Linked DNA regions of Homo sapiens: all the other regions are linked to region 2. A link is a loop called in an ENCODE intact Hi-C map of the cell type or tissue named here. Cell type or tissue: PC-3. All regions are shown on one strand. Each heading gives the region's core, and the rest is flanking DNA. Links, peaks and the distances in the headings are about the cores only.

Evidence for each region. Hi-C counts contacts between places; a loop is a spot of excess contacts. Peaks named below come from ENCODE experiments on the same cell type or tissue, not always from the same donor. Only the 100,000 strongest peaks of a DNase experiment are listed, where the experiment ranks them.
Region 1: it touches region 2 in a loop (6-fold over the local background); 76 of 110 quality-filtered maps call a loop at or near these places.
Region 3: it touches region 2 in a loop (13-fold over the local background); 9 of 110 quality-filtered maps call a loop at or near these places.

What each region holds. Positions count from the first base shown.
Region 1 is chr2:18,515,826-18,524,162 of GRCh38, forward strand. LOC105373454 (a long non-coding RNA gene) reads left to right here. Exons shown (of 8, transcript XR_001739302.1): 8 at 5,517-8,337. Among named protein-coding and RNA genes, the nearest start is that of RDH14, 41 kb to the right of the region's middle. In PC-3, for the core only: CTCF peaks have their summits at 4,885 (motif pointing right) and 5,087; DNase peaks (open chromatin) are centred at 2,496, 3,096 and 4,896; H3K4me3 peaks cover 472 bases; H3K27ac peaks cover 1,203 bases.
Region 2 is chr2:18,746,448-18,754,784 of GRCh38, forward strand. The region is part of intron 4 of LOC105373456 (a long non-coding RNA gene); the gene reads left to right. Among named protein-coding and RNA genes, the nearest start is that of NT5C1B-RDH14, 160 kb to the left of the region's middle. In PC-3, for the core only: a CTCF peak has its summit at 3,669; DNase peaks (open chromatin) are centred at 3,664, 5,704 and 6,404; H3K4me3 peaks cover 490 bases; H3K27ac peaks cover 2,522 bases.
Region 3 is chr2:18,987,205-18,995,541 of GRCh38, forward strand. It overlaps LINC01376 (long intergenic non-protein coding RNA 1376), which reads right to left. Exons shown (of 4, transcript NR_135287.1): 3 at 8,115-8,160; 4 at 1-664. All of the region lies in intron 5 of LOC105373456 (a long non-coding RNA gene), which reads left to right. Among named protein-coding and RNA genes, the nearest start is that of LINC01376, 36 kb to the right of the region's middle. In PC-3, for the core only: no CTCF peak of the experiment used is centred there; DNase peaks (open chromatin) are centred at 4,117, 4,517 and 4,577; H3K4me3 peaks cover 469 bases; H3K27ac peaks cover 1,727 bases.

The sequences.
Region 1 (8,337 bases), core at 2,138-7,137, 230 kb before region 2:
GGTGGCCAGAGATAAACACTAGCCGAACACAACTGCACTGTCCCTGGCATTTGGGGCCTCTCAGAATGAGGTTTGTTGTCAACTGGGAGAGCCCTGGTACTCCATTCCCAGGATCAGCCATCAGGGTGCAGACATTGCAGGTCAAAACGTCGTCTCAGACTTTACCCTCCAACCATTGAGAAAACATCTCTGCTTAGTGCCAGAGATAGCCCCACCTAACTTGGTGGAAGTAGCAGTAACGAAGTATAAACACACCTCCTTCTCCCAGACGCTCAGGGCTCTGTTTACAGATTAAATCTCAGGATGTGTATATTCGACGTTCTTATTCCAGGATATTAATGGCAAAATGAACTTGTCTGGTGATGGCTCCGTCACATTAATGTCTGATGGACGGTTCGGATGTGAAAGGTGCATTAAGGCCTGCTGAGGGCCCTGCGTGTGCGAGTCAGGAATGTGACTGCAAGGCTGGAATGTGAGCTTGTTTAGAGTGAACCCAAATGGAGTCGATTTAACCCTGCAGGAGTCGAGTCATCTGAAATACCACAGCCCCAGAAGGCAGAGTCTTGATAAATAGAAGGAAATGTGCAAAATATTTATCTTGCGATTCTTAATCTGCCTAATGTAGTCTAGCGGCATTTCTAGGAAGCTTTGTGGGTTTTAACCATTATCTCAAAATTTATAGTTAGCTCAGAGGTCAACTGGAAACATGGCTCTGCAGGTTCCTAAAGTCTGTTTAAATCTCCCAGAGGTATCCGGGTTGTCTCCTGCCTGGAGAAATCTGGAGAGAATTCTTACAGAAGGTGATGGGTGTGTCTGGGCTATGGAGCATCTCTTGGATTTATTGAATATTTAGCAAGCATCTATAATGTGCCCATCACTGAGCTAGGCAGAGAAAGGGAGAAACACATATTTTGGTTCTGGAGCTTGTGTGTAGTCTGATTGGGAGGTGAGATAGACCCCAGGAAACAAGTATAGAACGAAATAGAGCAATTAAGCCCAAGGTCTTGGGGTATGGGACAAGACAGCCAGACATTGAAGGAACCACTAAGATTTATCAATGTTCTTTCTCCTCCATCACAGGGTGTGTTGGCAGCTTCAAAATATGAGCCTTGAATGACTCTAGTTGAGAACATAGTGAAAGCCATCGTATAACTTGCAAAAGCAAAAGTGTTTTGTGTCTCTTCACATGCCATGTTGAGCGTATGTGTGTTGGTATCCAGGGTGGCTGGGAAAAGAGAGTGAAAGTGGGTGGATTCCCTTCTCTCTTCCCCTCTGTCTCTTCTTCCATCTTTCATCCTTGCCTCACATCCTACCCACAGTCCTTTGTAGATGACAGAAGCCACAGAGCTGAGGAAGGAGGGACAGCTGGGGGTGCCACTATGATTTCTGCCACCTGATTCATCCTTAAACATCAAGAAGCTGACTTTCCTAGTGCCTTGGTGGAGGACATGGTAGCTCCTCCAGGTCCTACTGAGAATACTCCAAAGTCCAAAATTAACCAATCCTGATTCCTAAAACAGGTAAAAAAGAACAGTTCTGATGAAAAGGATTTGGGGTGTTTTCTTTTTCTTTTTCAACTTTGATTTTAGAATCAGGGGTACATGTGCAGGTTTATTACAAAGATTTGTTGTGTAATGCTGAGGTTTGGAGTATAATTGATCCTGTCACTCAGTACTGAGCACAGTACCCAACAGTTTGTTTCCACCCTCCCCACCCTGCTCCCCACTTTTGTATTCTCCAGTGTCTATTGTTCTTATCTTTATGTCCATGTGTGCCCAATGTTTAGCTTACATTTATAAGTGAGCATATGTGGTATTTGGTTTTTCTGTTTCTGCGTTAGTTTGCTTAGAATAATGGCTTCCAGCTGTGTCCATGTTGCTGCAAAGGAAATGATTTCATTCTTTTTTATGGCTGTGTAGTACTCCATGGTGTATATGGACCACATTGACTTAATTGAATCCACCATTGATGGGCACCTGGGTTGATTCCATGTCTGAAAAGATTTAAGTTTTAAAAAATTGTTATAAAAAGCCACCTTCTTTTTTTGAATCTTGCTTTATAACTAGTACAAAGCAAACATCAGATACCTGTGTATATTTATACAATTTTAGTCATTTTCAGAATATTTAACTGAATATAAAACTGTTTTTAAAAGAACATTTTATTTTCTAAAAGTTAGTCTTTTTGTATCATGGACATATAAAAAATAACAAACCTATTTCAGCTCTTTAAAAGCTCATTTCAATAAAAACAAAAAAGGAAGCGCCGGCTTCATGTTCATTTCAGTGGCCACTAATCCAGCCAACACATACTGAATGCCCCTGAGTGCCTAACACAGTGTTAGATACTAATGGCAAAGGGGTGAATCAGATGTGGTCCCTGCCCTTTGAAACTAACTTGCTTTTCAAGAGGCTGTAACTGAGGAACACTCTCTATGGGCAGCTCTTTGGTAGCACAGAGTTCCCCAGGAAGCACTATATAACATCTCCCATCCCTGCTCCATCATGACTCATACGAAAAACTTCTAGGCTGAATTCTGTCAGGAAAAAAAAAAAGAAAAGAAAAGGAAAATGATAAGTAAATACATTTGACAATAAATTTGAGATCATAAACCTTGGGATTCTTTTTATAATACCACGCACTTCAAAATCAGGCAGTATTTTTCATTTGACGTGGTTTTAAAGGTAGCTCAAAGAAAACACAGGATTAACCGTAAGTAGTGGGATAGTAAGCGTGAGCCAAGCTTCCAAATAAACACATCAGAGACTTGGGCTAAAAAAAGACAGAACACAAATAACCTCCTCTTGATGTGCCTACAGTTTCATTTAACTGTTCCCAGGTCATGAACTAATTTACCAAAAAGAGGTTAACTCCAGTGCAACCAAATGGCATTTCAGGAAGCAGGTTTTGTGCATATCGCCTGTGGAAGCCGGGCCACTTGAACCCCGCCTGTGAAATGCCTCTCGGATGAGCACTTTTTAAAACTCTTTAGTGTATTCTTTTTCAGTGAATGGGTAATGCGTTAGGACATTGGAGAATACAGGCCTTAAGAAACATGAGCTTGGCTTCTTCCCAAGTATTGATGTCTCCAAACCAAAGAATTAGCCTAAATAAATTTGTTTTGAGTGACTGTGTGACCTCGAACAGCCTACTTTCCCTTGGTCAGCTAGATGTGTTTCCTACAAACTGAAGAGCTTAGATGAGCTGCTCTTTCAAGTCCCTTCCAGGACACAGAGGCCCTTCCCAAGAACTCAACACAGGAAAGCTGGCCTCTGCCCCCAGAAGCTTCCAGGCGAAGGAGAACAGTCAAGGAGCCAAAGTCCTAGGTGCTCCGCTGGAGGGTGACTTCCACTCACACCAATCTTCCAAAACCTAGGGACTTGGGACCGAGCAGCGGCATTATATCATTTCCAGGCAAAGCCCAAGTTCTGTCTTCCGTACCCACGGTCTCTTTTCGCATTTTGCGCAACATCATTTGCTGCTTCATCTGACCTAACTCGGTGGGTTTCTTGATTTTAATGTGTGTAGAAATTACTTATTGGAGAATTTTATTAAACATGCACATTCTTAAGCCTGGCGTCCAGTGATCCTCTTTTGGGAGGCCTGGGCAAGGGCCACGACGTAGGCACGCTTCACAGGCACCCAAAAGGTTCCCACGCAGCAGTGACCCATGAAACATGCTTTGAGGAACACTCATCTGATGGTTCTGGAGTGGGGTTGGTCTCCCTCACAGACTCAGGCTCCTGGGAGCCAGGGACTCATTTGACATTGCAGTGAAACAGAGAACATGGAAAGGGACATGCCATGTAGTCAATCCAAATTGGATGAGTAAGTGAATCAATGAATGACTAAGGCACATGCAATAGGGAAGGTCATTGTCACCATGAACTGAAACTTTCCGGCAGTGTTGGAGAAGGTAAGGTGAGTGGGAGACGTGGTACAAGACAGGCTTCAAAGCTGGGTCTCTGATGGGTCACCAGAAACAGTAGGGTCCTTGTAAGGCAATGCTTCTTCTCTAGCAGACACATTTTTCCAGAGGGAGTCTGTCAGCCTCCATGATATTTTAAGCTGCATCCCTCAAAATGTCGTAAAGGAGGATTAAAGTATAAATGATTGTCAGTTCACTCCTGTCCTCCTGGTACTGCGCTGAGCATCTCAGGCTGTTTGGAAGACAGGGGCAGCAAGGGAGGGGAGGAGCAGGGGAGGGCCTTAAAATGTGACTGAACAGAGCCTGCAGAGAATGAGGAGCTCTGGTGTGTCTTGGGGGGCTAAAGCAGTTCACAGGCTGCTACTTTTTTTGTGACATAGCTTTTACGGGGGGAGAGCCAGAATATTAAGCTCATTGCTTCCAGATGGGAAGGTTGGACAAGACAGAGAGGCTTTGGCTCCGAAAGCTTGGACGCTGTGGTGCGATATGGATGTGACATATTGAAGTAATCGAGATAGAAGATCTGGCTTTAGCCAAGGCTGTCAGATAGATACTTTTTAAAACATTACATGGTTTGTAACAAGGTATTGTGTATCCTCACAGAAACTCTGCCGCCTAGGTCTCTGGGAAGGCAGTGGGGGGAAAAGTGTGCTTATTTTGCTTGAGTTACTAAAGCTCCTTTTATATATGAGGAATTTGGCATCTCCTGGCTGGGAACGGCTGAGCCAACAGTGTCCGATGCACTTGTAATGTAGATCATGCTAGTGACTTGCTAAGTGAGTCCAGGTGTTTGCATAAGAGGCAGGGTCCTAAGCACCTCCTTATTTGAGCCCCGAAGCAATCATGGCCCAGTGCTTCAAATGAGCCTCAAATCTGTTTAATAAATCATCCTTCTATTTATAGAGTTAATCCAGGGAGAAAGCCTCCGTGTTGTCTGGTGGGGCATGTGCCACCAGAGGGCGCCCGATGTCTGCCTCATTCCATCAGAGTGGCTCTTGCTATATCAGGGGTTTTGCCTCCCCTGCAAGCTCCTTTATCCAGTCCTTTCCTTCCTGAGCTTTCAGGCCCTGGATGGCATACCTATGGATCAAAGCCAGGTGGGGCAGGGAGAACCCCCAGACCCTTTCACGAGGGACCCTTTCTCCTCCAGTGTCTTCAGTGAGAACTTCCCTCTGGGCCAGCCTGCCCATGCACGCTGTGGAAAGGGAGAGAAGGCCCTGCCTCATTTGGAAATCCTGAGTTTGCAATGTGCTGGTTTACTTGCAATTCTCATGTTCAGAGAATGGGCCCCTTCCTTGGCTAACTTCACACCTGAGAACATGTCGGGGCATCCCTGCGGACCCAGTGTCTGCTTCACATTTCAAAGGCTGGGAACTGTTAAGCTTGTATTTTGATTAAAATTTTGTATTAGCGCCCCCCCCCTTCAATGTAATTTCAGGATATTTAATTTCAACCAATCATCTGAAGGAAAGTGGGGGGAGGAGGTATCTGATGTGAAACAGCACACGGGGAAAGCCAGCCAAGTTAGAAAATAGAGCAGCTCGGGGCTGTGTCGATGTGACAACTGAAGTCTCTTTTGTTCTCTCAGGCAGGGTCTGAAACCAAAGCCCCTCAAGGACAGGAGATCTACCTCTGGGCTTGGAATCAAGAGGACCAGTCGTTCCGGGAGGCCTCCCTGCTACCTTTGGGGCCTTTGGCAAGTCCCTGAAAGTTTCCAGGTTTCAGCCACCTATTTGGGCTCTGGGGAGAGGAATGCCTACCATTTGCCTCTGGCTCTGGGATTTTAAAAGGAAAAGCAGCAGAGTCTTTGGAAAAACCAATCTCTGAAGACCCAGGGTGAACATTAGTTACAACACCCTAGCTTCGAGGTGATGTAAACTTCAGGTACGGAGGTTACGCTCAGAGGAATAAAGGAGCATTCGTCAAACATGAGCTCCCCTCGATTGTGGTCTAGGGTGGAGACCAGTTATTCAAGTGTCTGTGGGCCCAGGCAGGTAATGAAAATGTAGTTATGGGGGAACGCCCGGCTCAGAACAGGCGTAGAGTAAATAGTTGTTGTTGACTGACTGAAGGAATAAAAGTGGGTCTGATATAAGACAATAGGGAATGGTACAAACCTTGTCAAACTGGAAGGTACATGACTTGAATTTGATGTTCAAACTATTGCTTTTTAAAACACTAGTTTAAACATCTTCTGGCCCTAGAGCTACCAATTTGTATCTCTGTATCCACTTTTATATATTTTAGGCCCATTTAAAAGACCAGGAAAGGAGGAAAATAAATCTAGCAGTATAGGACGTTCTTAATCTTGTCAGTTAACCCTAATTTTAACACCCCATCTCTGTTTGTCATTCTACTTAACCACTTTGGATTAAGCAAATTCAGTCACTTTGGAAATAGTACGTGTGGATGGTACCTTACAGGATGAAGGACCATAACAATATTCTCTAGCGCAGGCCTCTACCTCCACAGGGGGACAGACTGATGAGCCAGATCAACTCCTGCATCCTCTTCCTCAAGGAAAGCCCCCATCAATAAAACCACAAGGTTACAGTGGAGCCAGAGGGAGAGCTGGCCTGAGTTGAGACCTCCTCATGGAACTCATGGCTTCAGTTTCCTAAAATGGGGATTGTACTCCCCTAGCTCTCCTTGCTTCACAGAGCTGTTTGTGACAACTCATGAGTAATGTTATGTGAAAGGGCTTCACACACTGCAGTGTGCTGAATAAATGTAAAGAGTCCATGCTATCCAATTTGGAGACAGAAATTAGAGGACTCCTCCTCACACTAGTTAAGTACATCTCTTAAATTGCTTGGACTGTTGGCGTGGTTCTCGCCAGAGTTGAATATAATTCCTCTGTTGATGGGTCAGCCTTTATTTCCCCCAGTGCTGTTTCTTACTTGAGTTAATGAGTCCAAAGCTCATGTTTGCATGCTACCTCTGACCCTCACTAAGTGCTCACCTGCAGCTCTGCCCTGTCCTCAGAATGATGTGACCCTCAGGGCCAAACACTCCACAGGCTGCACTCTGCCACCTCCAAATCCCCACCAGTGGGTCCAATTCTCAGTCATCTGCTTGTTGTATTTCTGTTGTTTCTGTATTCATGTCAAGGATATTTGGCTGCAGAATTCCTGCAATATATTTTAGGTGAATGTGCAGCATGATCTTATTCTGGAGTCCAGGAGACTCCACCTAGGATTGCTCACAAGTAGGTCAAGTGGAGGGGGTGGCTAAGGCCAGTTTTTCTGCTTGCTATGCTGGTGCAGGCAGAGGCTTTAGAGTTATGTTTCCAATAAAAGGCATAGATTTTCACTGCCTGATGATCAAAGTCAAACTCCTAAGCCTGGAATTTGAGGCTCTCAAAATCTGGCAATATCATTTTTTCCTTCTTCTCTTCTAGTTTCTTCTGTGCACCACAGGCCTCATGCACCAGGGTGCACCCCCTTCCATGTACATATTCCACATTTTCACACATCAAGCATGCATATGTACAATTTATACATACAGTTTCCTCTGATTCTTTTTTGTCCTTAAATGTCTGCCTGCTATCATCATGACCATTTTTAGGGAGAAATGCTTACCCGTACCTCCTATTTCCACAGAGAGGAGAGGCAAAGTCGAGAGTTTCACCACTCTCTTTAGGAGGAGAAAAGATGGAGGAACATTCCCAGCCCCTGACTCCATCTTTGACTCGCTCTTCCTAGGAGAAGAGGAGTAACTGGGATCAGAACCTGAGCATACCCAGCTCAGCTCCACCATCCCTCCGTCTTCAGGGCTCCTCCTGCCTGCAGATCAAGGGCTTCTTGCCTGGCTCCCACTTACTTTCTCCCTGTGGTTGCCGTCTAGAGGCAGTCATGAAGCCCCGTGCTCAGGGCAAGTCCCTCCACGGGGGCAGGACTGGCATGAAGGAGTAATGCCCTCTGTAGTGGGAAGGGTGAGAACGTCTGCCTGGGACTGGCCCTGCCCTCATAAGGGTTTATACTGCAAAGGCAGGGGAAAGAGGCCTGTTCTCCAATCCAGAGTTACCAACTGATAGTTTGAGTTTCTTCCTTCTGGCCCTAGTGCCCATACTGAATTGACTCTGAATCCTCAGAGGAAGAGAGAAATTATTTATGTCCTAAAACCTCAACAGCTAAATGTCACATCTTCAAAGACGTTTCAGACCTTCCTTGTCAGGTGTGATCATTCCTTCTCTTTTTCCTCTTCGCGTGTTTCCTGTAGAACTCCAGTTGTGCTTCATTTGCTCATTCTTTAGTTCGACACATATTTACAGGTGAAGACCTGGGATTTCCTTGCATTTAGGATGTGACGAAAAATCACATTTTTTAAGTTGCGTTTTTTTCAGAAAATCCAAGTCTTCACATTAGTATGGTATAATTAGAACAGAATTGGACAGAAGGCTTGGATTT
Region 2 (8,337 bases), core at 1,690-6,689:
TCTTGTGTTTGACTTCTAGCTCTGCCACTTATTGTCTGTTATGTCAGGCAAGTTGTTTAATGTATCTGAGCTTCATATAAAATGAGAATAACAATAATTATTTACTGGATTATCATAACAATTAAATGAGATATGTGTTAAGCACTTAAAAGAGTAATCCCTGTGGGATAAATGCTTCATAAATAACTGCTATGGTTATTATTGACAGTATTATTGCTATAGAGATGGTATGCCTGAGAGCATTCTGCAGACTGAAAGGTACTATATGAAAGCAAACCAGCCAGGCGCGGTGGCTCACACCTGTAATCCCAGCACTTTGGGAGGTCGAGGTAGGTGGACCACCTGAGGTCAGGGGTTTGAGACCAGCCTCGCCAACATGGTGAAACCCCATCTCTACTAAACATACAAAAATTAGCCAGGTGTGGTGGCACGTGCCTGTAATCCCAGCTACTCAGGAGGCTGAAGCAAGAGAATCACTTTAACTCGGGAGGCGGAAGTTGCAGTGAGCCAGGGTCACACCACTGCACTTCAGCCTGGGCAACAGAGTGAGACTTCGTGTCAAAGAAAAAAAATAAAGTAAAATGAAGAAAAACCATCTGGCATATTAGGATTCAATATATACAATATTAGTGACACTGTCAGTCATGATACTTCAAATTTACTTGGACTCTATTTCCAGAACTCTATCTGGCTCATAGTATCACCTCTTTAGAATCTTTCAAGGCATAGCTGAGAATGGTGGTATGTGCTTATAGTCCCAGCTACTTGGGAGGCTGACTGGGAAGATGGCTGAAGCCTAAGAGTTTGAGACCAGCCTGGACAACATAGCAAAACCCTGTCTCAAACAACAACAAAACCACAGACACAAAAAAACAAAAAACAAGGTCGGGGCAGGGGTGGAACTTTTAAAATAATTTGTCCTGTGAATAGAGCTTGCAAAGCTATAATACCATGCCCTTGTTTTTCCTCATTCCTTACTGTCTGATTTCGCATTCATTAAGATAGAATATGATGGCCATGAAGGAAGAGAACTCAGCATTAATGTCATAACTCATCTAAAAACACGTTGTCTAGGGATCACCTGAGCTAAGGCATTTTGCGGGGGGGGGGGGGCATTATTGGAACCCTTTTCTTCAGGATGTTTGTCCTGCTCATGATGTCACCAAGACCGTACTTGGAGTGTGGCATTATAGTTATCAAGGCCAGTTCTCTAACCTGGATGACCCTTAGGGGCTTGAATTGAGGTATATGGATTTTTTGTTATGTGCTTGTTAAAAGTGGCTCTAAATGTGCACACACATTCAGTGCTGAAGGACAATTTGGAGTTGCCAGCCTGTTGCTGCCTGACTAATTAAAAGAACTGGGCACATGTTGCTCACATCATTAGATGAAACTTGGTCACACATCTTCTATGGATTTGTTTATTTTTAAATTTTATTTTGAAGTAGCTTCAGCCTAGCAGAAAGTTTGCAAAAATATTACTGAAAACTTCTGTATACAATTTACCAAGATTCATCAGTTTTTAACATTTCACCGTATTTGCTTTATTACAATCTTTTAATATATGTGCGTACATGTGTGCACACTCATGCATGTGCATATTTTGTAATTTTTCTGAACTATTTGAGAATAGTTTACATATATTGTACTCCTTTACCTTTTAAGATCTTCATATGTATTTTCTAAAATAAAAAGTTACAAACTTATGTAACCACTGTACAGTTACCAAATTTAGGAAATGTAACAATAATACATTTTTTATTGCATCTGCATTGCATATTCCGTTTTGTCAATTGCACCAGTCATGCCCTTAATATCCTTTTTCCCTCCATTACTATATTTCTGTCATCCTTCTTCCACAGTGAGAGTCTTGGCTCGCAATGACATCAACACATTTACTCTATTCTACAATAGCAAAATTAGTTTTAGAATTGCTGAACCCAAATGACTATATATTAAAAACATACTCGGGAGTTGCAGATTTGTTTTAGTTCAATTTCCTAGACTGAAGTAATATATTAACAATACTGTCTTCTATAGTTGCTTGCATTCATTTTATTTTTTCTTCAGTATGATTATTTTCTTTTTCTTTTTTTTAAATTTTACCTTAAGTTCCGGGATGCAAGTGCAGAATATGTAGGTTTGTTACATAGGTATACTTGTGCCATGATGGTTTGCTGCACCTATCAACCCGTCAATCTAGGTTTTAAGCCCTGCATGTATTAGCTATTTGTCCTAAGCTCTCCCTCCCCTCTCACCCCAGCCGCCGACTGGCCCCGGTGTGTATTGTTCCCCTCCCTGTGTCCATGTGTTCTCATTGTTCAACTTCCACTTATGAGTGAGAACATTATTTTCTTCATTTCAAATACAATTGGATTTGTTTCTTTTGCATTTAGTTTGAGGTTTTCCCTACCATCTTTGTTAATTTTATTTTTTACTATGTGGAATACTACTATGCTTCCCAAAGTCCAAACTACAAAATTATACACTCAGAGGAGTGTCACCCCTTCATTCCTGCTCCTCTGCTATCTAGGTGACAAATTTTGTTTATTTTAACCCTTCTCATGTTTCCTTATGTTAAAAAATTAGGTTTATATGTATTTTCATATTCCCTTTCCCATTTGCATAACAGATGACCTATATAGTCCTTTCACTATTTCTTTATGAAGACCCTATATAATACATTGTATATAACATGTTGTTGGACCCTGCCTTCTGCCCTGTTCTTGCTGTGGATTTATAACACCTTCATATTGTGGCTATGTAGAGAAAAGATACCTCTGAAGCCTTTTTTCTGCACTCCAAGGCTTAACATAGAATTGGCCTCTCATAACCTTTTTTTATATAATTGATCTGATTATTGAATGGAACAAAAGGACAGCACTGAGCTATAACAGCGCATACTGAACTGTGATCACCATGACTCTGAAGTTGAAACCCTGCAGTCTTACATGAAAGACTCAGCTCCTTCTGTTATTCACTCATATGGATCTTACACAGCTGCCACCCGGAAGTACTTGATCCTCATTCTAACATGTTTTCCAAACCTTTAAGAATTTGAAATTCCATTTTAGTTGTCCAGAATTCTCTTTCCACCTTTTATGCCCGGTCAACATTTAACCATCTAGTTAAAGGTGAGTGATTTGTCTAACTTACTTGTTAGATAGCTCTCGTTAAACTGCTCTGGCAAACTTAGTATTTCTATAACAACACTTTAGAAACATCTCAACTATAGCACTTTTTGGCCTGTATTGGAATAATTGGTTTACGTTTAGTCCCATAGCCTCCGCTATGAGATTTTGAGTTCCCTCGGTATCAGGACCCTTCTTTATCTCCAGTGATTAACACAGTTACTGCTTAAAAATTGTTTGAATAATTTAATAAATTGATAAGACCTTTCCCCACTTTGAATCTTAGTTTATTTTGTATGTTTAAAAAAGGGTCTACTTGAGATTCTACAGTATTCATTTCAAACTCTAACAGTTTGAAATCTAGAAGATGAGATACCTCTCTCTTTCATCTTCTAGCATTCTTTATATATATACATATATTTCTTGTTTATTATTTGTTTCTAGTTTATTATGTATCTAGTTTAAATATATATGTGTGTGTGCATATATATATTTCTCCTTGACTAGATTCACCACTGACAGGAAGGGGGCGCCATTTAACAGCCTGTGGAGAAAGAAAGTTTTTGTGACTTCTTTTATAGAAAGGGATGGTATTATTATCCTAGCTGAAATTGAAATATATTTTATTCTCCTCTCTGAAATGTCGATTTACTTAACATTTGACATTGGAATTGAGAAAAAAGCCAAGGATACCTCATCTAAGCTCCTTTGCAAATTATGCACAGCACTGATTATTCTCCTTCTAAATTTCATGTGGGTTTATGAAAGGTAACAAAGAATAGTTGATAACTCTTGATATAACAGAAATGTATTAATACATATCATGTATATGACTATGGGTGGATGTGTGTGTGCATTAATTACAGTGTAACATCTGGAATTTGGGGAGGGTTACTTTTGAGCAAAAACTGACACCAAAGTGTACTTACAATGCCTATGTCTACCAGGATAAGCAGAAAAAGCATTTCTGTCTGTTTGTTGTGTCACTTAACAGACGCTTTGTATTAAGATGGTGTCCATATTTCAAGGCCTTTAGCACCTGAAACAATTCAGAACCCAGACCATGTGGTGGTCCCTTAGAATTCTACGTATCTCTGAGGTCTAAGTAATCAGACTCAGGACCAGGCTGTCTTATTTAAAGGGGAGACATCTTGGTAAAAGCCTCTTGAAGCTGCCTGTTCCTACTTTCTGGTTACCTGAGTTGTTTTGGTCTAAGTTGCTTCAATTGTCTGGGCCCAGCCCCACAAGGCACAAATAGGTTTGTTATTTTAAGAGGCAACCTGAAGCCACTCTCTCGTGCAGTTACATAAATAAGACCAGGCTGGCTTGGAAAGGGTGTAAATCTCTGGCCAAAATGAGAGAAGGGGGAGTCATTTGCTTTCAACCACAGTTAACATGCTGACTGAATTTCCAAATAAACTTTTATCTCTTAAGACTGATTGCTAGTGATGGTTATAAAAATGAGTGTTAGAATGTAGCCAAGGAAGTGACCACACCTTTCCAGATTCTTCCTTAGTTCTGTCTTCAGTGGTTATTTTCCTAAAAACCAAGAAGAGGTAGCTCTGGTTCCTAGGTGTAACTCAGCTTTCTTGTAGACAGAAAAGAGGAGTATCCCCCATCATTCAGCTTCTCTTGTACCCCCTCTTTTCTGCAAATTACAGTAAACAAAGGTGAACAGGAGAGATGAGTAAGAACACAAATCTTAACCCAGTCGTTTCTTTCTGCATGGGGTGTGCTGAGTCGTCCTGCCTTTGCCTTCTTGTATTGCACAGAAAAACCTTCAAGCAGCCAAAGGAAAATGCCTCATCTTTGAGTGAAATTCTTGTAGGTATTGCAAAAGGAGTTAGAGGGACTTATCCCGCCTGCACATTTCTACAACATTGTACAAGTTAGAAAATGTTGCTTGTAGATTGTAGTTGACAGTGTTCTTAGAAAAGTAACAACCGTAGCATTTCTTTGAGGTCCTACATTCATTTAGCTTTCTGCTTTCTTCTCCCTTGATTTAGAATTTTATTTTTCCTGAAGAACAATTTTTTATGCTGCCAATGCACACAATGCAAAATAGCAAAAATTTGATTTTTCTCCCACAATTAAACTATACTTTTCTACATTAGGTTAGATATTCGTGGTAAAAAGCAATAATTATGAATTATTGTTTTTTCTCACTTTTTAGAATCTGCACATCTTAAAATAGTTTTAAGCACTTTTAAGGAATTTGCTTCAGTTTGTTTTGGATGACATTTATTTTTTTCCTCCCTCTGAAACAAATATATTTTTTCTTTTTTCTTTTATCCCTCCTCTTTTGTAATTCATATTACCAATGAAAGCCCTTTTGAACAAGCAAACGAAAATCCTGTGATAATTGAAATAGAAGCATCCAAATATGATGTCCTGGTAAATATTTATAAATATGAGATACAGACTTTCTTCTGATGCCCTCAAATGCTGGTCACCATAGAGCACTGAAAAGAATTATGACTCAATAAACTGCATGCTGACATATAACTAAATAAGTAAATAACTGGAGTGAAGGCCAACTGCTGCTTAACAGCTTCCCCAGTTACGTACACACTTTCAAACAAGCATGAAATGTAGGTCTCTGGACATCGCTTAAAAGAACCACAAATAAACAGAGTGTGATCCCACACTCCTATTCCTTCCGGACAGCTAGAAAGCTTGGCTGGGAATTGGGGTGGTTTTTGTTGCTCTTCTGTCCTGTGCACTGTAAACACAAACCCTGCTCAGAGCACCAGGGTCGTGCTGCTGCTGACAGAGTCACTGAGCCTGGAAAAGTGAGGAGTCGAAGAGCCTGTGACCTTTGGCCCATCACCTCACCTCCGATTTTGCAAAGAATCACGCTCCAGACTTGGATACGTCGATTGTAACATCTGGGCTAAGTCAGCCGAAGGGACAGGGAGCCTGATTTGCCAGTTCTCAAGTGTGGCTCTCTTTTTTCACATGCAAGATATATGTTAAGCTCAAGCTCTGCAGTTTGGGGTCAAACAGATGCCAAAATAGTAGAACATTTTCATGGAATACATACCTTTTACATTAAACATAAGGTTGAAGCTGAAAGGCTCGTTAGATGTTATCTATTGTGACTTTTTCTTTCTACATATAAGGAAACTGAGGCAAAGAACAGAGTTCACAATAGAGCTCAAATGCCCTCGTTCTTGGACCACTGCCATCCTTGGACGTTTAACTGTCTGTATCAGTTACCTGTAGCTACATAGCAAACCATTCCAAAAGTAATGATGTCAAACAACAATGATTTATTATTTGTCACAATTCTGTGTTTGCTTAGGCTCACTCAAACCACTAACATGCACCAGGCCAGTTGGCTGGAGGCTGGGCTCACCTGCATGGCTGAGATGGCTGGGCTCTTTCTCTCTACTTGGTCTTTCACCCCAGACTTCTTCACAGCTTGAGGATTCGTGGAAAGAGATCCAAGAGGTCAAGCCCTGGTGGGTGGGCTTTTAATAAATACCCACTTACTGTCTTTGTTGATATCCACTGTCCAAAGCAAATCGCTTAGCCCAACTCAAAATGAAGTGGAAGAGGAATGCACAAGAGTGTGCATCAGTCAGGAGAAGCCTGACCAATTGTGGGGTGGTTACTGCAACAATCTTCTGTACTGCTTATGAAAATGCTCCCCCAAGCGTTCTATATAATAATGGTATCCTGCAAGATAGTAAGCAGCCTTCCTAGCAAAAAGAATCTCCCTAGTCAAGTTTGTAAGAGTTTCTCGAAGAAGAAGAGGTGAAAATGGCATTTTCCAAATGTATTTGACTGAGATTTTCTTTTCCTTGTAAAACAGCTATTAATATCATGGAAAACACTTTTGAAAAGACAAGCCTCGGGCATTAGTACCTACAGGGTATTAGTACTACTACTAATGCCTTATTAAGTCAACAAGACCTTTGCAAAATCCCTGAAGATCTTCTGGTTTTCAGATTCATGTCTTTTCATTTTTTACTGGATCATCTTTTTTTTTTTTTTTTTTTTTTTTTTTTGAGTCTCGCTCTCTCACCCAGGCTGGTGTGTGGTGGCACAATCTCAGCTCACTGCAACTTTCCACCTCCTGGGTTCAAGTGATTCTCATGCCTCAGCCTCCCGAGTAGCTGGGATTTACAGGCACCTGCTACCATGCCCAAGCAATTTTTGTATTTTTATTAGAGACCAGGTTTCACCACATTGGCCAGGCTGCTCTCAAACTCCTGACCTCAAGCAACCCGTCCGCCTCGGCCTCTCAAAATGCTGGGATTACAGGTATGAGCCACCATACCCAGCCAGGATCATCTTGTAAGTCATAAATTTCAGTCTACTGCAACTGGCCCTTCTGTTTTTAGTGTCTGTTTATGCTGTTTGTTACAAGCTGTCCAAGTGAGCACATGAACTTTCCGTCTGGCCCAGAGCAGTAGGTTGCTAACAAAGCATTGATAGGGTGTAACTGGCATGGATAAAAGCAAGTCCCAAGAGTCTACTTCATTTTTCTGAGTCTTAGCTTTCCCTGTGCTAAAAATTGGAAAATCACAGTAGCCTTATAGATAGTTATGATGATAAAATATACAAATATATTTGGAAATATTTTGTGATCTCCAGGTGTTACACAACCATTATCCAACTCCAGTTAAATGTTAATAGATTTGTTATAATCAGGGTTTGATTGCTTTTTAAGTATAGCATAGACCTCCAAAGTGCCCAGCTAATGCCAAGAATCAGTGAAATTCTGAAAATGCTAATGTGATCATGTTACTGCCCTTTTAAAACCTCTCCAATGGTTTTTTACCACTAAAATTAGCTTTTAAGGGCTTATGTGATTGATGCCTGCTCAGATCTTCAGCCTTCACAGCTCACAAGCCAACCCTGACCCATCCCTTTTTCCTTGTTTGCTTCAGCAGAATAGTCTTTTGTTTCCTAGATACTGTCTGTGGCTCTGGTCATTTGCACAGACAATTCTCTTCTTCCCTGCTCAGACCATTCTTTTTCCATGATGAGTAGCATCCCCCGCCCTCATCCTTTCTAGCTTCTCCCACTGTAAGTCCAGGTTAGGTGCTGACCTCTTCCACTGGGCATCCAGACCATCATGTTTTCCTCCATTTCAACATTAAACCAGTAGGCTCATTGCTTGATTTCTTGTCTCTCTTTCAAACACTATTAAGTAGGTATTCCTTAAACACTTTCTGATTGAATGGATGAATGTATT
Region 3 (8,337 bases), core at 2,138-7,137, 240 kb after region 2:
GTGAGTAGTAGAGGTGACCCCAGACTATGAGTCTTATGATTCTACATACCATGCTTTTTCTACTGCACCACTTGATAATTTACTGGGTGAAAACTACACGCTAGTATCAGTCGCAGCATAATCAGATGGCTGATGGGTCTAACATTCCTACTAGACAACCCCTATCTACTCTTGCTAGTCTTAATTTTCCTCAGTTCAAAACATTTTCACATACAAATTAGGATTTTTCTTCCTAAGATTTTAAATTTTGCTAATTCCAGTGTAATTTTCAACATGTTATTTTAAACCCTATTATCTATTTTAAAATGGAATTTAAATTGCATTCAATATTATTAGTGTTTGTACTTGTATTACTTTTTCTACAGCAATCCATTTTTAATCCTTATTTAGAGAGACATTCCTAAGGCATCCTAAATGACGCTGACTTGCTTCTCATGAGCAGACATGAGTCTATTTTACTTTTAAAAAGTCTGTAGCTTCTCCAGGCGTTGAATCATCTGGCTTGGGGCCAGACACTAGAGGGTGCTTTAGAAATATTATTTGATGATGAACTCGGATGTTAGCCACTTGCTTTTCAGAATTCATTCCTGTAAATCATGGCTTTGAAAACTTGTCAGTATTTTGCTTTTTCTTTTGTGGATTTCTTCAAAGGGAGAAGGAATGTCTGAAAAGTAAATATTCAACAGTCATAACTACATCCCAAGGAGGGTGGAATAAAAAAATTATAGAAATTTGTAGATACATAAATATTTCTGTGAGATAAAAAGAGAACCCCCTGGATAGCTCACAAAGAGCCTACTGGAACTTTATCAGTCGGCAGAGCTTTGTCAGAAGAAAGTGGGTTTGTGAAGGGACAGGAGAACATGTGTTTCTCCCCATTCCAAACCCTCCTTTTCTGGAAGCTTGCTGTAAACAACCACTCACATTTGTATGAGACATTTTGTTTTTTTTTTTAAGAGGGACTTTTACATATATTACCTTAAGGGATATTTACAACAACCTATGTGGTGAGCATTACTATTTTTATTCTATAGATAAAATAAAACAAAAACAAATGACAGGTTTAGTGACAGTAATTCACTCACATAGATCCAGAAAGCAAATTGGCAGAAAAAGAATTTAATTATAGGACTTTATTCTACAATGTGCAGCAACCCCATCCTTCCCTCATATATGGTTGATGTAACTCTATTTCTCCCTTTTCACCTTCAGATTTTGTCACCAATTGTGTCCTTCTCCCCTTTTTATTCTTTTATTTTCTCTTTAATGTCCTCAAAACTTTAAAAAATAAATAAGTAAAATAAAACACACGAAGAAGAAAAACCAGAGGTCATGAAATATGAAAATTTCATGCTTCCCCTGACCTCAAAAAAATAGCATCACCAGCTACTGGAGCAAAAAAAAAAAAAATTCCTCTGAAGACTTACATTTTGAACTCAGCAGTTCACAATTTTTTAAGGCTTATCTGCTCACATATGCTGTGTTTGAAAGACTGGACATTCATTGCATCCAGCTCTTGTCACTGAAGCAGAGCTCTGAGTGAAGCACAGCTGAGACACAAAGTGTGCTCTCAGATTCCAGAGGAGTCAAAGCTCTCACTGGGAAGATTAGAAAAGGCTTCTTAAAAGAAGGGGAAAGAATTCTTTATTCTAGGCCTTGAATGACAACAGGATTTCAAAAGAACTCTTGAAGCTTTGGAAATAGCAAAGCCCCCAAGTCAATGAAGCTCAGAATATATGCAGAAAACAATGAAAATTTAACTTATTGGAGGCTCGCTTGCCTGAGGAAACCACAGGGAGCAGAGCCTGGCAAGCGAGCTTTAAACTGCTTTAGCGCAGATCTAGCTCAGAGCTTTCTGAGCCAGTAGAAATACCAGCATCATCCACCAACAGCAGCCATGGGTCATATGTGGCTATTGGGCACTTGAAAGGTGACTGGTTTGAATAAAAAACTGAAAGTTTAACTTAATTTTAATATTAATGTAAAAGCCAGATGTGGCTAGGGGCTACCATTTTGGGCAGTGCCAATCAAGAGAGACTTGAATTATAGAGTGACAGGTTATTACAGAATTGTAGATCTACCCACAGGAAGTAGACACTGACTGACTGGGGAGAGGAACTGAGATAATTTGGAGAGGCCAAGGTGAGAAAAGTATAAGATAGATTAATTGGAAGTTGGAATCAAAGAAGATGCCAAGGTTGTGACTGATAAATTTGTGAACTGCTGAGTTTAAAATGCAACTTATGCTCATTTAGCTTGTATGACAGATGTTTGTTCTCCACCAAATTTATGAATTTTTCCAATGTCAAAATGATGTCCATTCTTTCTTCTCTCAGTCAACATCCAGAACCCAGCATCATGCCTTACAGAAATATATGTTGTGCATGTGATATTTTCTTACAAACTCAACCATAGCTCTCTGTTAATGTTATAGTTAAATTAAATATCTAAGATGGATGAGAGCGACAAGAGTTGGATGTAGTGGATGTTCATTTAAACACAATATATGTAAGTAGGTAAGCCTTAAAAATGTATTTTTTTCTATATGTGTGTAAATGTGTGTGTGAGTGTGTGTGTGTGCGTGTGTGTGCAGGTGTGTACTGGTTTATTCTCCCTCAAATTTTTATCTCCAAAGCACTTGGAATTAAAATACATTATCTGTATTATTTTAAACCCATGAGAAACAATGTTCTTATTTCAGCTTCATTTCTTAATTATGGATAAAATATTCTGTAAAGTTAGCCAGTGTCCACTCCTTCATTCAATAAGCTAAAACGATTGTTAAAATAAAAACAGAAAATTTGACTTCTCCAACTGTAAGTATTTGATTACCCAAAGGCTTGGGATCAAAATATCAAAATCACAAGTAAAATCTCACATTAAACTTGGTTAAAAAATTATTTTCCTACAGTATTTTGCATAAGAGCATAGAAAAAGAATAAAACAACAGCAGCAACAGCAATGAAACTTCTCATCTCCAATGCAACCATTCTAATCACTAATATCTTTGTATCCACAAATGGACTCATCACTTGGGTGACTTCTCAAATAAATCTTAAATTGTTTTTGGCTCAGTAAATCCTCATATGAAGACATTCTGGGGGTGACTAGGCACCAAATAGCCTTCCATAAAATGTGTTATGGGCCAATATTCACTCAGTGACCTGGCTTCTCTTCTATGTGCTCATATGACATGAGCAAATGCACAGGCAGAGTTTCAAGAAAAAACATCGAGAAGTTAGTTTTCCCTTCGCATTCATTCAAATGATGCCTGGGCTAACCATGTTTGATGAAGACAGGGTGGATTTATCCAGTTCTTCAGGCAAGGGCTATGTGTATTCTATCTCTCTAAAAGTCTCATTTTGGAGAATCCTCAATTCATCAATAACTCCTGCAGCTATTACCAAAACCTTCCCCCTCCTTTTTTTAAACCTGAAAAGAAAGTGAAGCCCAACTGGTGGGGGTTATCAGGTTATCTGGAAGACGAAACTATGGAGATTTGTATTCTTATGCATTTTTTGTCTCACAACAATGGAAATCCTTGAACTTCCAGAGATATTATGTTCTAACATCTTAATCCTCTTAAAAACTAATTTGCATTATCTAACACTTACTTGAAATGTTGGGAGCAGAACTTTGGAAAGGGTTTTAGGTCTGGATCTTCCATTTTAACTTTATTGTGTTTTTAAGACCCATTTTTGAGTTTTCTTACACACACATACTGCTCCCACATTTTTCTACATATATATTTGAATATAGGCAATTAGCCATATAAACTCAGGAAAATAAAGCAGTTATCGATATTAGTATATTCATGAATTATCCCTTCATTCACAGAATCCTAAAATCTTAAAATTAAAATTGACCTTAAAGGAAGCTACCTTAAACCACTCTTACAAACTACTGTACTATTACAAGTATTGAATGCCTGGGATCAGAAATGGGAAGAATGCTTCCTTTTTCATGTTTTGCTCCTTTTATTTTTTTTCCAAATGTCCAAGTAGCCAAGTCTCTGGTATGTATCAGAGGAACAGTCAATTTTCAGAGTGAAGTCAAGTGAAAAGTATGCAGATGGCAGTGTAAATGTTAGGAAAGTTTGGGGAGAAATATGCCAACTATGTGCTGTTTTGTTACAGTAACTATAGAATCGTCTCTCCAATGCCACGGACAAGACCCTTGCCAAATGGAATACCCTATTTATAACCCTATCGGGAAGAGGAAATCGTGCCAGGAACAAGATAAAACTATTATCTGTATTAAGAAAAATACTTAGAAGCATGTTTGTATTTGAAAATAAATGTTAGTGGTTAAGAAAAAAAATAATGGTAGTTGTAGATCTGGGTGTTGAAACCTGTTGCAAGACTATTAATTAGTCATCATCTTATCTTCACTGCCATGTCTCTGCCAACTTACCTGTTTGAAGTCACAAATGGAGCTCATAAATGGGTTCTTTGGGAGATATGTAGAAAATAAACAATTTCCCCCACTGGGCAGATAGTTAAGAAATCTCCCCGGGCTCATATGTTTTCCTCCTGTTGGCACTGTTGACTCAGTGCCCATGTGGGATGTACTCCCAAACTGTCCTGCTGCTGGCAATGTTTTCAGTGCCAAGTATTTAGCCTGCAGTCCCAGAGGCAACAAAAAAATAGCCAAGTCCAAGGGAGTGCCATGAGCATATGGACCCTGGTCACAAGAGTGTCACACTGGGAGGGGCTTGGACATATGCCATGGGCTGCATCAGGACATATGCCATGGGCTGCCACCCCAAATAATTCCCTCTTCCCCAGGACCCAGTGGAACAGCTTGTTGAATAAACAAGAGACTGAAAGAGTGGTTGAACTGGCACCAGGCCAGTGTCCCTTGCCTTACCCACTGAATCAATGAAAACTTGGCATATACTACATTTTCAAGGAGCAGGGAAGCATGAAGGCATAATCTCTTTGTCCCTCCTGTGTTTTGTCACTTTGTCTTTTCTCCACCTACTTATCTGACTTGGTAGAATACAAACACTATATCATTTGGAATAAGACAAAATAAGGGTTGATTCCTGGCTCTTTTGCTAGCTCTGTGCCCCTAAAGGAAAAACAAAAAAAAAAGAATATTTAACTGATATATGCCTCAATTTCTTTTCAGTGAATGGTACCTACCTTGCTGGTTTGTGGGAAGGTTTAAAAAGGTGATATGTAAAGTGCTTTGCACTGTTTCTAGCACATGGTAGGCAATAAATGTGAACTTGTGTATGGCCAGATGCACACATTAAACTCTGGATAGTCCAGTTAATTACTCCATAATATTATTAGTTAATAATCAAATTTATTGATTGAGTTATATTGTAATATAGAATATTGTCCTCTAAGGATATAGTTATTAAAATAAATAAATATGTCCTCTAAGGATATATTTATTAAAATAAATATAAAATAATCTAATCGTTAACCCTCTATCAAAATTTCTGATAATACTGTAATTATACACAATTATTAAAGACATAATTTCCATGTATTATATATCATGTATTGTGTATTTTATACAAACACATTACATATATCACAATATTATGTATTATATGTTTTATATGTCATGTTATATTATGGCCTGTATTACATATTATGGATTTGTATGCCTCACGTATATGTCACATACATATCACATTTAATATATTGTATATGTATTTGTACTATTATCAATTTATGTTTATATCAATTACAAATTGTGATATGTAGGCTTATCATTACATGTAAATCACTTAAAAAACTATAAACATATGATTAATATACCATCTATTAGGGGCTTATTTGTCATACAGATAATTAGATATAATTATTTAAAATAATGTAATTTTTACTATTATATATGCTATTTATATAAATATAGGTGTAAACATGCACACACAAATTTAGTTATTTAATGATCTTTGGTGTGCTTAAGCCACAATTCCCCTGGTTTAGAATTATCACAAGGGAAGAAAGTGAAATGTCATGGGAAAACCATGTGTCTGAATGAGAAAAGTTTCAATCGAGGTCCTGACAGGTGTGTGACCCTGGCCATGCCATTCACCCTCTGTGAATCGTTATTTTCTTACTCTAGTAAAAAGAGGAGGGAAAATTTACAGATTTAAATTGAAATAATATACGAAAATATTAAAATAATCTAATTGTGTCTGCAGCACAATTGTTAGTTCATAATTAATCAATAAGTGGTAGATGTCTTTATTATCAAAAGCTAATTATCATTGTTGTTTTCATGGAAGTCTCAGAAATAACATCTGAAAAGCAGCCATTCACTTACTGAGGATTTCTACATGCAGAGTCGGCTACTGCGATTTCTGTTTTGCTTGGGCCTCATTTGGAGAACAGGGTCGGTTGTTCTCACTTTCTAGTGGTTGGAGAATATTCAAACTGATATCCCTTGTGGGGTAAGATCTTGGGGACAAATATTTCTTCTATTTCAAGGTTTCTTAAATTTCACATGTGATTTTAAAAAGCAAATAAGCCCCTTAATTGCTTCATTAAGCTAGTCAACACTAATTAAGAAAAGTCAAGTGGAAAAATATTAGAAACTGCTGTGCCTGACTTTAAGCCTCCTCTCTTTCTCCCAGAATATGTTTTGCTTTGCTGAGGAAAGGGAGTTTGTGATTTTCTGTGATAGAATCCACTCTGACCTCCTGGGTTCTGAGCTTGAAATTGAGCTTCAGTCTTTGGGGGTTGATCCTGTTTATTACTGATGAAACATGATTTCCCAACCCCATGAAAAAATGCCTAAGTGCCTTGTAAAGTAGCACAGGGGGTAACCCAAACTATTTTGATGAGTTAGAATTCAACAAGCTTGAAACATCAGTTTCTTCTCCTTTGATACAGCATAGGAGCTTAAGAACAGTGGGCAAGGGAGGTAGCTCAGTCTTGGAGTGGGAGCTCCATATGTGAATATGTGCATGTATGCATGTGTGTCTGCACCTTTGCGTTTGTGCACCTCTGTGCACATATGCGGTGTTGGGTATGCGGTAGGGAGCTTCTACTTGTCTGTAAGACAAATAGGTCCTGAATTCAGCCTTTTGCTCTTCTCCAAACTTTGGAGCAGTTATTTCTCTTAGTTCTGCTGAAGCTCATAAGAAAAGTGAGTTTTGTTATAGATTTTCCTAGAACTGACTAGGCCATATGTCTGGTTATATCAGCTCCTTTGGAATCTCTCAGATCTAGAGAAAATGATGAAGTAATTCCAGTAACCTGCCTTAACTCTCCTTTATTGTAGTAAATAGCTTCTATATATTGAGCACTTACTGTGTACCAAATGTTGTTTAGATATTTTATAACCATGGCCACATGTAATTCTCAGGGTAACTCCTCAAGATGCATATTATTATCTCTATTTAATTGATAAAGATATCAAGGCTAAGAGAAATAAATGGCTTATAGCCCCAGAGTTGGTAAGTTGTTGAGCAGGGATTAAAACCCCAAGATGCCTCCTGCAAACTCAGTCTGATTTCCTCTTTACCCCATTATTGAAAAGTCTCTCTTACTGTAATCCTCTGGGTCATATCAGAATCTTTCCTGGTCCCAGATGAGAAAAACTCAAATTCCTCTTCACTCTAAAAACACTGCTTGGTACAGTGTCTCTGCTAAGCCTGCTCAGCATGCAAACACCCCCTGAAGCTCCATGGTTGGCTTTACCCACAGCCTTCAGGAGCTCAGCACATGTCAAGCCCTTCAGAGGATTTTGGGCTGCTTAAGGGAATCTTCTGGATAAGCAAGAAATGTGGAGGACTTTGGGATTTGAGTCAGAAGGAATTTTGCCCATATTGACACTTGTGCTGGGGAGACCAGACCTGAGTTATTTAGGGTGATAGGTGATCTCCCTTTGGGGTGTCAGCTCCTGTGGATGGCCTTTCTCATCGACTATGGATGAGTGAAAAGGATAAGAACCTTGCCATCATCAGAATAAACTCAACAGAGACAAAACCATAAGACTCAGTCTATTTTGCAGGCATTGAAGCATGCTGTGACACTGTCATGCCAGACCCCTAATAACTTCAGTAGGGATGGCACTGGGTTCAAGAGGCTAGAGAAGAGACCTACAGCCAGCAAAAGAGGCCTATGGTTTTATTTGGGTGAACTTACATACAGGGATGGTCCAGTGGTGGCAGGCTGGACAGGAGAACCACAACTGCTGGCAAAAAAAAAAAAAAAATGCAGTTTATATAACATCCTCACTTAGCACCCTCTCCTCAGCAACCTCCACATGAGCACCCTCATTTCTTAAATAATTGTTGTCAGGTCCGTCTGCTATATGGGGTTATTCTCAGGGTAGACTTAAGTTATTGCTGTCAGGTGTGTCGACCAT